Linked DNA regions of Mus musculus: region 2 is linked to region 1. The links are chromatin contacts, found by Hi-C or POLR2A ChIA-PET in ENCODE. All regions are on one chromosome and are shown on one strand. The core of a region is the stretch at or near the end of the contact, and the rest is flanking DNA. Distances in the headings are between cores, read along the strand shown. Region 1 holds the start of Katna1 (katanin p60 (ATPase-containing) subunit A1). Region 2 holds the start of Lats1 (large tumor suppressor).

Region 1 (3,298 bases), core at 480-2,979:
TCCCAGTCACTCCAGCATCGGATCCTCTTGCCTCTGCTCTATACTGCCTTGTACACTTGTACCGTCAAGGAAAACGAGCATCAGCCGGGCAGTGGTGGCACATGCCTGTAATCCCAGCATTTGGGAGTCAGAGGCAGGCAGATTTCTGAGTTCGAGGCCAGTCCTGGTCTCCAGGACAGCCAGGGCTACACAGAGAAACCCTGTCTCGAAAAACAAAAAAACAAACCAACAAACAAAAAAAGAAAGAAAGAAAGAAAGAAAAGAAAAGAAAAGAAAAGAAAAGAAAAGAAAAGAAAAGAAAAGAGAAAAGAAAGGCAGGCAGGCATCACTGTTCTCTTGGGAGCTAATTACATAAAAAGTACTAATGATTACTAAATAAAAGCTTGAACTGGGGGAAGTGTAGCCGCCTGTAATCCCAGTACCAGGCAGAAGCAAGAGTTTCAGAAGTTCAGGCCAGTTTAGGCTACAAAGGACACTGTCTATAAATAAATAAACAAATAAGGGCTGGCAACAGTTACAAGCCTAGCCTACACGCAGTACAAGGCAGAGGCAAAAGGATCCGGAGTTAAGGACCAGCTCTGGCTACAAGAGACACTGAAGAAAGAGGAGAGGGAGAGGAGAGAGAAGAAGAGAAAGAGAAAGAGAAAGAGAAAGAGAAAGAGAAAGAGAAAGAGAGAGAGAGAGAGAGAGAGAGAGAGAGAGAGAGAGAGAGAGAGAGAAAGAGAAAGAGAAGAAAGAGAAAGAGAAAGAGAGGAAAGGAAAGAAAAGAAAGAGGAGAGGAGGGGGAGGGGAGGGGGAGGGAGAGAGGAGAGGGAGAGGAGAGGGAGAAGAGAGGGAGAAGAGAGGGAGAAGAAAAGAGAAGAGAAAAAAGAGAAAGAAGAAAGGAAAGGAAAGAAAGAAAGACAAGTTTTCGTTTGTATGCCACTGAACCCACATACTGAATGAAACAAATGCTTCCTGGGATAAATTTTCTCCACAGCGCCAAATCAAAAAAGCCAAAAGCTTTCATGAGAACACTAGGCTCTCAGATTAAGAAACTAACCCCAAGAGTGGCGTGGTTGCACACACCTTTAATCCCAGCGCCAGGAGGTAAAGGAAGGCTAGTCGGGTCTACAGAGCGAGATCCAGAACAGCCAGGGAGAGAGAGAAAGAACGTCAATATTATCACCTTTAAAAGCAACAAAAACAAAACAACAAACGCCGGTGAGGGGGCTCAGCAGGTAGAGGCATTTGCCCAGCATGCCGGGCTACCCGAGTTCAACTCTGGGACCCTCGTAAAGGCGGATGGAGGGAAGCGACCCCAGAGAGTTGTCCTCTGACCTCCACTCACGCGCCCACATCTACACCATACTCAACAATAGCAATAAATCTAAAACTAAAAACAAAGGCCAACACAAAGGAGAAACAACAGAAAGAAGTAAGCCACCAGAAAGCAGTACAACTCCAACCTAACAAACTGTACGAAAAGAAGCTGAACCCCAACCTCCAGGCTCTGGGGATTTTACAAGGCGGAAGTTTCGGGATGGGGGCGTGAAAGCTTCGAACGCGTTCCCTGGTCGGGTGTCGCGGGGGCGGAACAGGGAGCCTGGAGGCCCGAGCACTCACCTAGCGCAGCCCAGGCTACCCGCCGCAGCTCCGGGTCGGGACCAAGTTGAAATGAAACCGGGAAAGCCCCTCTTAAAAGGATAGTTCCCGCACCGGCGGGGACACGCCCCGGAAGTGCGTGCTCTACGGGCGTGCGCGCGCAGGCGGAACCTGCGGAGGGGCGTGGCCGAGCTCGGGGTGCTTCTGCGCACTGTGCGCCGCGGCTAGGAAATGGGAGTAGGCGTGGGGAAGGAAAGTAGGCGGGGCGAAGGACTTGGCAATACCCCGCCTACTTCAGTACTTACTCTGTGGACCATTATCTCTTCCCAGGGCTTCTTCACTCTGCCTTAGCAGGAGATTTACACTAAGCTGCTCTGAGGTTAGGAGGTCAGGGGCTCTCTTACAGGTGAGTGTCAGTGCTCAAGCAATTCGTTTATGACAAATCTTGCTTTAGAGCCCGGTACTTAGGATTATGAAGCCTGGGACCCATGTGTCAGGGTAACGCGAATACTCTCAAGACATGCTAAGGGGTGAGATTTTATTTCCAATTCCAGGTGATCCATCACCCTCTTCCTATATCACAAAACACAGGGCACAAACTGGTACACATACATGCATGCAGGCAAGCCACTGCATATATGAAATAATGTTTTACAGGGTTTAAAGTCTTCTAAATTTTTCACCAAAAATAGAAAATATATTTTCTGCTCTAGTAGATGTGAACGTTAGTGTCACAGAGCACAGAAAACTATAATCAGCACATCAGCAAGAATAAAAAAGACCACTTAGAGAGATATAGATCAATTACTCCAAGAGATGGATTTATAATCTATACAAATGCAAAGGCCTGTTAATTTATAAAACCGGATTATAATTTAAAAGCTTCTCAAAGGTGCAAAATGAATGTATATGGTATACTTAAATATATAGGAAATCCTAGAACCTACAGGATGAATCTGTAGTAACTAATCAGAAGTATCCGGGTGGGAGTTAGTTAGGAGTTGGGAATGATGTTCTGTAGTGGAGATGTCTTCCCAGGTGTACAGTTTTACACATGAAATGAAAGTTGTAATTTGAGTTTATGTAAATTATACCTCAGTGATGTTTTGTTGTTGTTTTTTCCTTGGATATTTTCTTTTCTTTTAAGAATTATTTATTATATGTATATGAGTACACTGTAACTGTCTTCTGACACACCAGAAGAGAGCATCAGATCCCATTACAGGTGGTTGTGAGCCACCATGTGGTTGCTGGGAATTGAACTCAAGGTCTCTGGAAGAGCAGTCGGTGCTCTTAACCGCTGAGCCATCCAGATATTTTCTTTACTTACAATTCAAATGTTATCCCCTTTCCCACCCTGGCCCCCAGGAAACCCCCTATCCCATCCTCCCTCCCCCTGCTTCTATGAGGATGTTCCTCCACCCATCCACCTACTCCCACATACCTGTTTGTTGCTGTTTCAAGACAAAGTCTCACTCTATAACCTCTCCTAGCCTGGAACTTATCACATACCCCAGGTTGACCTCAGACTCATAGTTTCTCTGCTCTTAAGAGTCCCCATTACAGCCATGGGCTTCTGTGCCTGGCGTCAGTGAAAATGTTTGAAATAGAAAGACAAACCCCCAAAAGGTGACTTACAGTGTGTGGTGGTTTGAATATGTTTGGCCCAGGAAAGTGGTACTGTTAGGAGACATAGCCTTATTGGAGTAGGTGT
Region 2 (3,380 bases), core at 714-3,213, 45 kb after region 1:
AAATCCTAGGCCAGCCTGGGCCACAAAGACCCTGTCTCAAGAACAAGTAACAAAGTGAAAACTGCTGAGTGAAATGGCAACTTAGTGAGATCTGTCTCAAAGAAAAAAGGGTGGGTAGAGGGCTTCCTTACCACCCATCTATAAGGCCCTACCCACATACAGTGCTCAGTATGAGAAGAACAAATGGAAACTATCACTTACATTTTTATATTGATACTGAATAATTGTCATTTCTACTTGATAGTATGTATCACTAAACTTTTGTGATATACAAAAGTCATGTAAATATCACATCTAAATGAAATTAATAATCACAGTAGGAACCTCTCAAGATTATATGTATATAGAACAAAGACTAGCATGAAAAACAGAAACTTAAATGATGAAAATAAAGCCAAATATCATACACACAGTTTAGGAGAAAAAAAAGACTTCTGTGAAGAGTCTCAAGTCATAATCAATAATCAGGCACAGAAAGAGAGCGCCTTTTCCAGCCTGTGCCACTATCTAGTTTATTGCAATAACAGCCTATAAGAGAAACACAGATTCCTCGCCTGCCTGCCTGTCTGCCTGCCTGCCTGCCTTGGAGAATCACCTCAACCATATTACCTACCTGACTACTCACTAGGTAAGAGAAAACTTTAGTTAAGGTAATAAAAACTAAAGATATCTTAGAAGAGAGTCATACCTCATGGAGAAAATTTGATTTTAAAGGACTAAAAACCTTAACATTAGCGGGGCATGGTGGCTCACAGCCCAACCCCAGAGGCGGGCAGATCTTTTTGAGTTCCAGGTCAGCATGGTCTACATATTGAGTCCCAGGCTAAGGAATACATTGTGAGACCCTGTCTTAAGAAAAGTATAATAACCTTCAATAAATAATCCATAAACTTCTGACAACCTTCATGCCAGGCATTTGGGCTAATTTCCAAACCTTGAGTGATACCATATTGTGTGAGACTGTACTTACTGCTCATCTGACTTGTAACTTCTAGTGAATACACATATTTTAAAAAGTCATATTTACAAATGGAGACAAATATTTTAACCTCGTTCCCTTAGAAAAGTGATTTTCCAACTGCATTAGTGGGAGAATTGGGATAAGTCATCGGAGAGTTATTCTTTCCTTCGCTTCGACTTTTTTCCCCAGGTACAATAAACAATCTTCCCTTACTGTCTTTCCTTCGTTTTCCAGTACTTAAAAAGCACCCGAACAAGTGACACGTCTCTCCCACCCCCTGCCACTAAGCGGTGAGCTAACAAATTGCAGCGAGCTGGAGAGGTTCCCAGGACTGCTTCAAAGGTGGACCCCGACGGGAGGCCCGCTGCGAGGCCAAAGAAGTGAGGCCGGTTTGGTGCAACCTTGCGTGAAAAAAACCACCTTTCGCTCCTCTCCCCTCTAAAGCGGGGAGGGGTGGCTGTCGTCCCGAGCCCCCGCCCGCTCTTCCCAGGCCAGCTCGCACCTCGGAGGCCTCAGTGCCCCCGGGCTCTCCCTGCGGCGCCGGGTGCGGCCAACCTCCGCTTCCCCAGGGCAGGGCTCGGCTCCGGTCAGCGCAATCAGCCCCAGTCAGGCCCAGACCCGGCCGGCTCAGCCCGCCTGGCCACCGCGGCCCCTGGACCCCCGCCAGCGGGGATGGGCGTGGGCCCGGCCGGCCACCGCCCCGCCGACAGGGACTCCCGAGGAGCGCGAGCCCCACCCGCGGCGCCGGCTCCGGACCTACCTGCAGGGGACGGTGAGGCTTCTGGACAGCCGCTGCGGGCCCGAGGGCCGGCGCCGCGGCGGCCCGGAGCCCGTCCCCCAGGGCCCCTAGCGTCGCTCCGGGTTCGGGATGGGGCAGGGCGGGGACACACGCCGGGGGGCTGCGGCCGGCCAGCGCGGCCCGACGCGGGGTCGCGAGGACCTGGCTCTCCCCTCAGCACCAGGCCATCGCTGCCGCCGCCATTTTGCCTTCCACTCCGTGTCGCCGCCGCCGCCGTCCGCCGCGGGTTTCCCGGATGTGGGCATTTCCCGGCGTCGCTTGCGCGGGGGCCGAGGACTGGGGGCTTCAGGCCGCCCCGCTGGGCCCCGGAGCTAGCGCTCCGTTTGTGGCCTCCCGACCGAGACTCGCTCGCCCGCTTCCCCGAGCCGGGGTGAGTGTGGCCCAGAGAGTGGAGTCTGTACCACCACGTTCTGGCTCCGCACGGAGACGCGGGCGCGTCGCGGCGAGCGTGGGTCGCACCAGGAAAGGGCGGTGAACGGCGCTCCGAGACCGCGGACGTCACGAGGCAAGATGTCTAGAGCTTGAATAAAACTCGAGTCTTCCAGAGCTGGGAGCGAATGTGGTTTTGGAACTAGCCAGATGGAGTGTTCTTGAAACTGGACCTGTGGATTTGCAGAGTTCGGTCCAGCGGATCTGCAGGAGAGGTCATTGTAGCCATAACGAGTAACGGGGCCGCTGTCAGAAGTTCTGTTTCTCTTGAAATTGAATCTGCTGTTCGGGATGCATCACTGACTTTGGTCTTTTAATGCATTGTTCTCTTTTGCGGGGGATTAGGTCCACGTAGAGGATCTCTAGGCCGCAGCGTGTGTGCCAAAACTCCCATTCTCCTACCCCACTCCACCTTTCCTAGTGCTGAGAATCTAAATGGTGCCAACCAACACTGGGCTGTCTATCACCTGTAAATATGAACACAGTCCCCAGTTTTGCTGGTAGGTAATACATGCAATTATTTTTTTTTTCAGATACTCTATTTTGTGTTAGACCAAAAAAGTAAAAACGTTGACATCCCAGTGTAACCAGGAATTGAACCATGCTATGCCAGTGCTCTACCACTGAGCTATATCCTCAGAACATTTTATAGTTTTCATTGAGACTGGGCCTCACTGTTATCCGGACTGGCTTTGAACTTGTGATCCTTCAGCCTCAGTCTTAAAGGTAGCTGAGATAACAAGCCTGCTCCATGAAGCCCAGTTCTGCTTTTTTCTGAGGTACTGTATCCAAAAGTTCAACTATGAAAACCTCAGATGGTCAAATTTAGATGACAAGGGAATATTTTAATGTAGTCGCTGCCACTGCTTTAGCTCTGTCGTCATAGTAAAAATCCCTAATGTGGCTTCAGCCCCACTATGCTGTTGGGATCGTCCTACAAATCAAGGTCCCTACCTTGTGCTTTGGTAGGTAGGTACAATTTTAAGACGTGTAATTCAATGGACTATGTCTGCTAATTTGAACCATTAAAAATATTTTAAGCACAGAGAGCTGGAGCTGCTTCTTGAGAGGGCTAAGTCACCGCACAAGCCAGGGTGCAGTGAAAAGACCCTTGGGAAAGAAGCAGAGGAGCGGAGGCCAGGCCAGGCCAGGGCCTAAACTCAGGCCTCCAACCTGGAGCTAAGTCTGGGA

What was found. A loop is a pair of places that touch in the nucleus more often than their neighbours do. ChIA-PET counts read pairs that join two places held with the same protein, here RNA polymerase II (POLR2A).
Region 2: a loop to region 1 is called in a map of heart, with 3 times the contacts of the local background. The contact joins the promoter of Lats1 here to the promoter of Katna1 in region 1. A Hi-C loop is called at or near these places in 5 of 37 maps with a recorded cell type or tissue (T-helper 17 cell, heart, regulatory T cell and 1 more). POLR2A ChIA-PET finds 5 or more read pairs at or near these places in 4 of 5 experiments (Patski and embryonic stem cell).

Annotation. Positions count from the first base shown.
Region 1 is chr10:7,724,431-7,727,728 of GRCm38, reverse strand. It overlaps Katna1 (katanin p60 (ATPase-containing) subunit A1), which reads right to left and starts at 1,729. Exons shown (of 11, transcript NM_011835.2): 1 at 1,606-1,729.
Region 2 is chr10:7,679,792-7,683,171 of GRCm38, reverse strand. Lats1 (large tumor suppressor) reads right to left here and starts at 1,963. Exons shown (of 8, transcript NM_010690.1): 1 at 1,722-1,963. It also overlaps a transcript of Pcmt1 not described here.